Linked DNA regions of Homo sapiens: region 2 is linked to region 1. The links are chromatin loops, found by intact Hi-C in ENCODE. Cell type or tissue: PC-9. All regions are shown on one strand. Each heading gives the region's core, and the rest is flanking DNA. Links, peaks and the distances in the headings are about the cores only.

Evidence for each region. Hi-C counts contacts between places; a loop is a spot of excess contacts. Peaks named below come from ENCODE experiments on the same cell type or tissue, not always from the same donor. Only the 100,000 strongest peaks of a DNase experiment are listed, where the experiment ranks them.
Region 2: a loop joins it to region 1, with 12 times the contacts of the local background. A loop is called at or near these places in 2 of 110 quality-filtered maps.

The regions. Positions count from the first base shown.
Region 1 is chr21:41,675,822-41,681,189 of GRCh38, forward strand. LINC00111 (long intergenic non-protein coding RNA 111) reads left to right here and starts at 3,481. Exons shown (of 3, transcript NR_024367.1): 1 at 3,481-3,689. RefSeq lists an enhancer at 3,327-3,476. In PC-9, for the core only: CTCF peaks have their summits at 2,362, 2,805 and 3,011; DNase peaks (open chromatin) are centred at 2,360, 2,720, 3,330, 4,870 and 1 weaker place; H3K4me3 peaks cover 3,618 bases; H3K27ac peaks cover 5,000 bases.
Region 2 is chr21:41,815,388-41,820,755 of GRCh38, forward strand. PRDM15 (PR/SET domain 15) reads right to left here. Exons shown (of 24, transcript NM_001040424.3): 17 at 4,708-4,787; 18 at 4,195-4,314; 19 at 318-449. Among named protein-coding and RNA genes, the nearest start is that of RIPK4, 51 kb to the left of the region's middle. RefSeq lists an enhancer at 1,469-1,518. In PC-9, for the core only: CTCF peaks have their summits at 2,034 (motif pointing left) and 2,235; a DNase peak (open chromatin) is centred at 2,004; H3K27ac peaks cover 613 bases.

The sequences.
Region 1 (5,368 bases), core at 306-5,305:
TCACGCCCCTGCACTCTAGCCTGGGCGACAGAGCTGGACTATGTCTCAAAAAAAAAAAATAATAATAATTATGCTTGTAATTGCTTTTTAATATCCAGATAATCAATACAACAAAGAAGGCATTTGTTTTTTGCTTTAATGTAAACATATGTTATTTTTTACTTTTTGAAAGAGCATTTAATTTTTTCTCTCCAATTACAATTTTCACTTTACTAGAAACAAAAATTACACACCCCTAGAGTATTTTCCCCTTGTCCTTATATACCAAGATATTTCAGTGGAAATTTATTTTTCTTCAGCTTCATTGAGTTATAATTTATATCCAACAAAATCCACCTATTTTAATTTAGCAATTGGTAGCTGTAGTGTAACCATCACCACAATCAAGAAATAGAACATTTTCATCACTCTAAAAAGTTTTCTTTTGACCCTCCCCTGAGCCCTGACCCCAATTACTAATAATCTCGAAAGCATCGAAAGCATCTTTTAAACAACGTAATTGAGGTATAATTGCCATATAATAAACTATACATGTTTAAAGTGTGCAACTCACATGTGTTGACACATGTGCAAGTCTTGAACATGTGCTCAAGATGTTCAGCATCAACAACAAGATAGTCAGCATATGCCTCCTTCCATTGTGTGGTTATACTGCAGTTCCTTTATCCATCTCACCCATTGATGGACATTTGGGTTTTTTCTATTTGTAGCTATTACAAATAAAGCTGCTATGACTTTTGCTTATTTATGCAAAAGTCTTCACTTGGGCACAGACTTTTCTCTTGGATAAATACCTCGGAGCAGAACAATGGGGTCATGTGGTAGCTGTGTGTTTAATTGTCAAGAAACCGTCAGTTTTCTTTTTTCTTTCTTTTTTTTCTTTTTTTTTTGAGACAGAGTCTGGCACTCTCGCCTGGGCTGGAGTGCAGTGGCGCCATCTCGGCTCACTGCAGGCTCCGCCTCCCGGGTTCACGCCATTCTCCTGCCTCAGCCTCCCGAGTAGCTGGGACTGTTTTCTAAAGCGGTTGTACCATTTTACATTCCTAACCACAGGGTGTGAGAGTTCTGGTCTCTACACATCCTCGCCAACACTTGGTGTGGGAGCTCTTCTTGCAGTTATTCTAAGCTGCTTGTAGTAATAGCCACTGTAGTCTTAATTTGTGTTTCCTTAATGACTGATGCTGCTGAATCTCTTTTCATGTGCTATTTACCATTTCTATATGGTGGGTGAAGTATCTATTCTTTTCTCTTTTTTTTATTTTTATTTTTTGAGACGGAGTCTCACTCTGTCACCCAGGCTGGAGTGCAATGGCGCGATCTTGTCTCACTGCAACCTCTGCCTCCTGGGTTCAAGTGATTCTCCTGCCTCAGTCTCCTGAGTAGCTGGGATTACAGGCACCTGCCACCATGCCCGGCTAATTTTTGTATTTTTAGTAGAGATAGGGGTTCATCATGTTAGTCATGCTGGTCTCAAACTCCTGACCTCAGGTGATCCACCCACCTCAGCCCCTCAAAGTGCTGGGATTACAGGTGTGAGCCACTGTGCCTGGCCTATTCTCTTCTTTTTTTAAAAAATTAGGTTCTTTGTTTTCTTACTGTTGAGTTTCAAGCAATCTTTATCTATATGGCTACAAGTCATTTATCAGATGGGTGATTTGCAAGTATTTTCTCCTGTGGTTTGTCTTTTCATTCATTTATCAATGTCTTTCAAAAGCAGAAGAACCTCTTCACTTTGACAAAGTCCAATTTATGGTTTTAGTTTTTGTTTTTAAACATCGAATACTTTTGATGTTGTCTCTAAGAAATCTTTGCTGGCCGGGTACCATGGCTCACGTCTAGAATCCCAACACTTTGGGAGGCCGAGGCAGGAGGATGGCTTGAGCCCAAGAATACCAGCCTGGGCAAAAGGGCGAAACCCCATCTCTACAAAAAATACAAAAGAAATTAGCTCGGTGTGGTGGCAAGACCATGAGGGAGGGGCCGTAGGGAGACGCAGGGGCATAATGGCAAGTGGTTAATTCTAGCAGCCTAAGAGGTAAAGTAAACAGGAAACCGTTGAGGTGGTGTTCAGGGCCACAGGAGAGACTGGAACACTGGCCAAATGCTTGGCTCTGTTAGAGTGAGCAGAATAAAAGCAGGCCGGAAAAAGCAAGTCAGAACTTTGGCGATTTCTGTCACTATCAGGAGGCACTGGACTGCAAGTCACAGAATAAACTCATCCACCGTGACTTAAACACGTAGGGACTGTCCTTCTCCCATCACAAGAAGACTAGAGCCATGTCTCTGCTGGGGGCTTCTGAGGTTCACGTTGTCAGAGCCAGGATGTCAGCAGTTCTTGGATCTTTTGTCAAGGCCATCTCTGAGTCACCTCTGTCTGCAGGGGACTGTGGGATGGTGAGTGTTTAGCTCTCCATCCTCTGGATGGAAGCAGGCAGGGGAGAAGAAGGTTGGGGAGGGTGCTGGGTTAGCCACCCATGTCCACCCTGAGCATGCTGGGGGCCAGGCACGCAGCTTCTGCAAGACAAGCGTGGTCCCGAGCCCACCTGGAAATCTGGGAGCTGGCAAGTGTTCCCTGAATTCCTGCCTCCCTGCTTCTCCATCGGCAGCATTGCTCACCGCATTCTTGTTGTAACCTGTCTCGGCTGTGAGCTCTGGGCGTTTGCTTCCTTCCTGGGTAGCTGCCAGTCTGAATTATTTATGAACCTAAGGTACACACTGATGGCATTCCAACAAAGGCCACCAAAGGGAGCAGCCTGTCTGTAACCCTGAAGCTTAGCACACAGCGAAAAGGACTCAGATAAAACTGTAAGCTTCCTCTGCAGGGAAGAGGAAGGACTGGACTTCTCCAGGGCAGGCGGAGGCACCAGAAGCAAACCTGTTCCTGCTTCCCTCCGTTTTCCAGGTGCCTTAGGGTGACTGCGGTAACTGGGAGCTGAGCACTGATGGGCAATGGGGCAAGAACTGGGCCATGTGCCTCGGGGTCCCAGCACACAGGCCAGCCCCTGAGGGTAGGAACGAGAGCCCAGACTCTGGAGGCAGGCAGACCAGGGTTTATGCCCTGGCAATTCCTGATGGGGCCGAGGATCTTCACCTCTTTGTGCTTCAGTTTCTCTATCTGGCCAGTGGGGTTGCTGTGAGGATTAAATGCAGCCGTCCCTGTGTGGTAGATTGTTTGCAACAACAACAAAAAAATGGCCACAATTGTTCCACTCCCTGAGTTCACACCCCCTTGCAATGTGACTTAACAGCAACTCTCACGGAGAGGCGGAGTCTCTTCCACACCCTGGAATCTGGGCGGGCCTGTGACTCACGATGGCCAATAGAATGCCCTGCAAGTGACGTCATGCCCTTCCGAGCCTTGCAGCTTCTGCTGGTGGGAAGGCCGATGGCAGAGCCCAGGGAAGTTATGTAACGGGCCCAGCTAATGAGTGGCAGAGGCCAGAGGGCTTGGCCTGCAGAACTGTCTAAGGCCAGAGGCCGTCCATACACTCCGTCTCCTGAAGGGGAAGCGGGCTCTTCTCAGATGCACAGGGACAATGTGAAAATCCTGTCCTCAGATTGAGAGGCTGTTTCGTGGGCACCGAATTCGGGGTCAGGAAAGCAGCCTGCATCCACGAGTATCCTCGGGTTACTAAGTGGGGCCAGTGGCTCCAGGTGTAACCCATTTAAGTTTGCCAGACAGCCGGGATGTAAGGAATGCCCTAATGATTCCCCTTTCCCCCCCACGGAAAGTGGGCAGTGGGGTCTGGGAAGGGGTTTGGGAAGGGGTCTGGGGAGTGGGATGAGGTTGGGACTAACTCTTGTTGGCTTTCCTTACAGAAGGGGTAGCTGGAGTGTTTCAGGTCTATTTGCTTGTTTTGTGTTTTTCAATTTCGGGTTTTTTTTTTTTTTAAGACAGGGTCTTGCTATGTTGCCCAGGCTGGTCTAACTCCTGGATTCAAGCGATCCCTCCACCTCAGCCTCCCAAGTAGCTGGGACTACAGGCATGAGCACCTGCACCTGCTTGTTTTTTTGTTTTTTTGAGATGGAGTCTCACTCTGTCACCCAGGCTGGAGTGCAGTGGTGTGATCTTGGCTTACTGCAACCTCTGCCTCCTGGGTTCAAGCGATTCTCCTGCCTCAGCCTCCCAAGTAGCTGGGACTACAGGTACGTGCAACTATGCCCAGCTAATTTTTTGTATTTTTAGTAGAGATGGGGTTTCACTGTGTTAGCCAGGATGGTCTCGATCTCCTGACCTCATGATCCACCCACCTCAGCTGCTTGCTTGTTTTTAATATATCCTTGCTCCCTGTCTTTCACAAAAGATGCTTTTTGCGGGCAGCTGATGTTCTGTAACTTCTTGTGAGTCTACCGCAAGCATGCCTGTGTATGTGGGAGGAGGAGGTGAAAACGGCCCAGCAGCTTCCCCTGTGATCACAGAATGGGCACCAAACTCTCCATCGGGAAAAACAGCCCTGGGGACTCCACCTTGAGCTTATGCATTGGGGCTTGGGGCCACCAGATAGTTCTATTTTGTTTTTAAAATCAGCCAATGGCCAAAATGCCAAAGCAAAGACAAAAGGTCCCCAAAGCTGCCATTGCTCATCTCCTATTAGTCTTTAAATCTGGAAAAAAAAAAACAAAACAAACAAAAACCACGGGAATAAAGCATACACGGAAGTGTTGGCAGCTTGCACACTCAGCCATGAGATCCCAACCTGAAACACCCATGTCTGTCCCAACGGATTTAGCCTCCTTTAACCAGGGCCTCCCGGAGATCTAGGTTTGCAAACTCCTTGGAGCCCTCCTGGCCCTGGATTCAGCAGCCTCTCCATAGTTCTGGCCTCTGGTATTTGGCAAAAAGCCTAAAACAAAACAAACAAACAAACAAACCTGCTCTGCAACTGCCCAGAGACAAAAGCTGTTTCGCTGTGAGTCTCAGGCTGCTCTGCGTAGCTCTGAAAGGGCAGGTGACAGTCTTTGTTTTTAGCATAGTTGCATGTTTCCAGCACAATCTCGTCAATGGCTTATGTGGTAAGTAGGTGCTCAACAAAGGTGTCAGTTAACTGAAGAACCCCCTGGACCAGTGTGAGAATCTCCAGGAGAGCTCCCTAAGGCACAGATGGCTGAGCCTTGCCCTAGATTCCGTGGGTCTGGAGAAGGGCCCTGGAATGTGCATTTGTCACAAGTTCCAGGTGATGCTGGTGCCGCTGGCTGGGGACCCCACTTTGCGAACCGCAGGCAGAGTGGATAGAAGCCTGTCTCCAGTGCCAGACGGCCCGGCTCCACAGGACAGCTCTGTAGTACTCAACTTCCTCCTGCCTCGATTTCCTCATCAGTAAAATTGAGGGAATTATAATGCACACGCCGCCTGGTAAATGACGCATAA
Region 2 (5,368 bases), core at 102-5,101, 140 kb after region 1:
TCTGGTCGCTATTTCTTGTGCACATTCCTGAGGGGGAAACAGCTGAACGGGAGGAACATTTAAAGACTGACCAGTCTCCCAATGCCGGAAGTGAGCTGTGCAGCATGCTCTCCGGTGACGAGGCCCCTGTGGGAGGGGGACCTTTTGAGATATGCAGCTGCTCACCCCGGCCCCAGGAAGCTCTCTTGGGGAACCCGGCACTCAGTGGGAATCACAAAGAGGAATCGTCTCAAGGCGGCTCTCTCTTCTCCCACGGCCCACCTGGCTTCCCTACACAGTGAGCGCCGTGGCTGGCGCGGCCCGGGCCTCGGACTCACCCGTGTGCCGCTTGCAGTGCTTGAGCATGTTGACCTTCTGCGCGAACCTGCGGTGGCACTCCTTGCACTCGTACTCCTTGATGCCCTTGTGCAGCTTCATGTGGTGGCGCAGCGCGTGCTTGGTCTTCATGCCTTCAAGGACACAGCGAGTCAGAGGCGGCCACACCCCCACGCAGCCCACCTGGGGGCCCATGCCCGAGACCCTGGGGCAGGCACAGGCAGCGGCCCGTGCGGTACTGGTGAGGGTGTGGGCCGGCCCCCGAGGATCCCGGTCAGTCCACCAGCGGTGAGACCTGGGAAGTGACTGTGCCCAGAGGCCGGGAGGGACTGACTGCAACATCAGGTTCACTCACTCCTGCCAGGGCCTGGCCGAGCCCTGACCACGCGAGCAACGCCGGGGCGGTGGGTAAACTTCCCTGCGTGCCCATGGCAACCCGGCGGGAGAATTCGGTGAGAGATAGATTAATACAAGCATGACTAAAGGTTCCCTTCAACCTTGACAATATGAGTGGTGATTGGGATTCGGACGCGAGATGGTTTCAATCTACCTGTAATTTAAGAAGCCAATCTTAAGAAGCTGAAATACTCCAAAGCCTCACTCACACAGCCAGTGGAGAGAGGGTGGCCCTGGCATAGGGGCTGAGTCAGAGGTTGTGGTGCGCTGGCAGGGACAGCACTGTACAAGGCCCTCCGCAGGGGGCACAGGCATGTGCGGCTTGGTACACCTGACCGTGAGGCTGACACGCACCAGGGAACAGGGCGACCCAGCCCAAAGGCAGCCTCCCCAGCCCCGAAGAGGCGCCTTCACTGTGCCTGCCCAGGGCGGTGGGCAGCCTGCACTCCCAGGCCACCGTGTTCCCTCCACATTTGGGGAAGAACTACTGAGCCTGAACACAGCTCTGTAGTAAGCTGGTCAACGGTTCCCCTGTGATTCCACCCTCACCAGATGCAGGGGTGACCATCCACCAGCTCCTGCCAGAATTCTAAAGGCCGGGCCAGAAGACCTCCCTGGCTACGAGAAAACTGCGCGGCTGGGCCAGCAGGGGGAGCAAAGGCCCCACGATGAAGCCCGCTGCCTGCACACACAGCTGCACAACTCCTGGCCTCGGGTGGGGACGGCACCTGCAGGCCTATTACCAATGACCGAAGAGTGATTCCACCTGAAAAAGTTACTGTCAATCCTTTTGATTAAAAAAAAAAAAAAGAGTGCCGGTCACTGCTGACACGCCCAGACCCCAGCACTTCCCTCTTCCTGCTTCTAAAATGAACATATTCCAAATTTCAAAACTAATACACAGTCACAGAAAACCCAGAAAATACAGAAGAGATGGCATCTCCACATTCTGACCTCCCCACCACAGCCAGCATTGGTGACAGTAATGTTTTTTCTTCCATTTAACAAAGAAAATCTGCCAACAGTTTCAAAATAAACACAACTGCCAGACAGAGGAAATTTTAAAGCTTGCTCTACTGGGATTGTGAGTCAATCCATTTACAAATTACCGTGGGGAAAACTGATGTTTTTTAAATACTTATAATTTCTAATCCCGAACAGGGGATGCCTTTTTTATAGCTTTCAATACCTGGTGTCATATTCTTACTGGCCACAGTAAGTTCTTGTAGATCATTCCTGAGTAGTTCAAGGCCCATGATGTGATTCTGAACAAGACGTTTTCCTCCACACACACAGAAAACCTACTGGCTGGGCCCCTGCCTCCACCTGCTGGTGACAGGCTCTCACGACTACTAACAGCCTCCCACTTGGTCCCTGACACTGACTAATTCCCTGGTCAGGGCTAGAATTTCTGGAAAAAAATGTAAAGTAATAATATGCAACAGTGTTTCTTGCAACACTGTAATAATAAATGACTATAACAAAACAACCAGAAACTTTATAAAATAAAGGGTCTGGTTATATGAATCGTACGAAGGGCTTGAAAGATAAAACCAGGCAATATTTACATGTTCCGATATAAAAAGATCTCCAAGACGTATTTTCAAGTAAAAAAAAAATAGCAAAGTATCAAAAAAACAAATGAGCACAAGCATGCGCTGGTATGTACTAGCAACTGTTGCGTGATAGCACGATGACAATACTGGAATTTGGTATTCTGTAAAATAAATCTGGCAACTGATGTATTAATGCCAGCATTTTATTTCAGCTATTCAGAATTCATTTTAAAAAACGATGCAACTAAATAATTAATACATTTCAAACACTAAAATGTCTACAACATTATAAAATGTGGCTTTACCCCACACCCCTTGCCTCCCAGGGCATCTGGTGGCATTTGGGGACCTGCAGGGGACCCAGGTGTGGCTCCTCTCTGCCTGCCTAAGAGGCCCGGCCCTGAATAAGCCCCCACCCCTGCCCCTCCTGTCTCTACGCGCTACTCAGGACCCCTCCAGCCAGGCTCACCACACTGTCTTAAACATTTTACTTCTTGGGGGCATTGGGGAGGAAAGGGGAGGAGCAGGTGGTGAAAGGGGCTGGGAGCTTAAGGCAGACGCGGATAAAGAGCAAGCCAGCCTGTCCCGCTAAGGCAGGCAGACACTGCTACCGACATTCTGTTCAGAGAAACCACCTGTCCCGCTAAGGCAGGCAGACATTGCTACTGACATTCCGTTCAGAGAAACCACCGCAGTGGCTCTGCGAGGACCGGCTGGGGTTTGAGGGGAGAGTAACTATGCCACCTTCCAGACCTGTTTGTATTGTTTAAAAAATATGTCTTGGCGAGGTGCATGCGCTGCTTTTTTAATAACCACCCATGTGCCGTCCTTGCGCAAAGTTACCCTGGAGGAGGGGCAAGAGCCTGTGCTGGCCTCTGAGGTGAGGAACAGAGGGCCAGGAAGTGGGGAAAGGAAAGACCCCCTTTCTGGCCTTTTCTGCAGGCAGTTCTTTTAGGCTTTGACACGCAGCGTTATTCTACGGGTGCTCATAGGGGTCACCCGGCGAGTGCAGTTCATGCAGCTCCTGTGTTTCCAACACACTGTCACCGGGACAGCATGAGCAGGGTCGCTTGAAACAGCCCAAGACAAACCTGCTGCTCCAAAACTTTTAGGAAGTTGTTTTAAAAAAAAAATAAAAACAGGAATGGGTTAAAATTATGATGTGTACTGGAATTATCTTTGTATTTTGCTTACTAAGTTGAGACATCTTATTACTAGGTTTGTTATTAATGAATGTTCTGTCGTTACAATGAAGATTCCTCGGCCGTGGTGAGTTTCTCTCTCACCACGCAGCCGATTCTAGTCTGCGTAGTGAATACGCTGAGGGTTTTGCATCTACTGTCAGACCCCGTGGTGGCTTTGGGAATCATTCTATACTTTAAACAATTAGATCCTGCATTATTTTCCTACTTTTAAAACGATTTGTTTGTGCCTTTAAATTTATCACATCTTTCTGCTTTCTGGACTACTTGATTTTTCTTGCAGATTCCTGATTTAAATGCTGCCTCGAGTCCTTCTTTCCTTAAGTAAGCGACTGAAGCCTATGGGCTTCCAGGGCCACACTCTGGCAATGCCTCTCGCACTATGGTAGATACCTTGGTCACATCCCCTTCCAGAGCCCTGCAGCTGGGCGGCCTGGCTGAGCCTGGCCCGTGGCCCCCAGCACCCACACCCACCTTTCCCACACTCCCAGTTCTCGCTCACATCCCCTCCCAGCGCCCTGCAGCAGCTGAGCGGCCTGGCTGAGCCTGGCCCGTGGCCCTGGCGCCTGTACCCACCTTTCCCACACTCGGCCCGTGGCCCCGGCCCCCGCCCCCGCCACACCCACCTTCCCCACACTCCCAGTTCTCGCTCATGTCCCCTTCCAGCACCCTGCAGCAGGGTGGCCTGGCTGAGCCTGGCCCATGTCCCCAGCACCCGTACCCACCTTTCCCACACTCGGCACACAGGTACTCGCGGACATTGTCGTGCACACGCATGTGCTCCTTCAGCATGTCCTTCCTGGCAAAGGACTTCCCACACTGCTCGCAGGCGTGGCTCTTCACACCTGAGAACACAGGCATCTGCCACTCAGAGCCGAGCAGCTCCGACCTGCAGTGGCTGCAAAGAGGATGCACCAAGGAGAGGGGCCCAGCCTCCCCAGCAGCTAGAAGCGCAGTAACAGGGGTGGGGTCGCCTCTTCAGCGGCCTCCACAGAGCCCTCCCGGGGATCCTGTGACTCCAGTAGATCCCTGAGGACCTGGAGGGGTGAGGGGGCTGGGGGCGCTGGGCTGTGAGTGGCAGGGCTGATAAGGACGGGAAAAGCTGGAGAAACAGAGGAAGGCATGGGGGAGGCAAGGTGCGACGGCTCTGTGTGTAGAATACGCGGAGACCCCCAGCATCCCTCCCTGCCAGCCCCCTCCAGCGAGGGCCGGGACCCCAAATGCTGACAGACACGCACCTGTGTGGATGAGCTTGTGGCGCTCCAGGTTCCCGATGCTGTTGAAGATCCGCCCGCAGATCTCGCAGGGGTGGATGTACCTGAAACCAGAGACAAGCTCAGGATGGCCGCACAGCCTCGGGGCTCCACGGCAGCGAGGGCACTTTCCCCAGCACCTTCATCTGCAAAGGTGAGGCAACAAGGTGCCACGGGGATGATAAAAGAAGCAGATATTTGAGCCTCTGCCACGGGCTCAATCGTAACCCCCCGAATTCCTACATCGAAGTCTTAACCCCGGCACTTCACAATGTGACTATGTTTGGAGATGGGGTCTTTGCAGAGGTGATTACATGGAAAAGAGGCCATCAGGGTGGTCCCTGACCAATCTGACCAGTGTCCTTATAAGAAGATGAGATTGGGCACAGACACGCACAGTGGAACGGCCCTATGAGGACACAGGGAGAAGACGGCATTTAAGGGCCAAGGAGAGAAGTGTCAGAGGAGGCGGCCCTGCCGCCACCGTGACCCCTGAGCTCCCGCCTCCAGGACTGAAGATGGTAAGTGTCTGTTGTTTAGGCTGTGCCGGCTGTGGTTCTTTGTTAGCGCCCCTGCACGGGACTGTTTAGTCACTCACTCAGCAGACCGCGCAGATTATGGCCTGTATGTCAGATGTGGCCTGGCA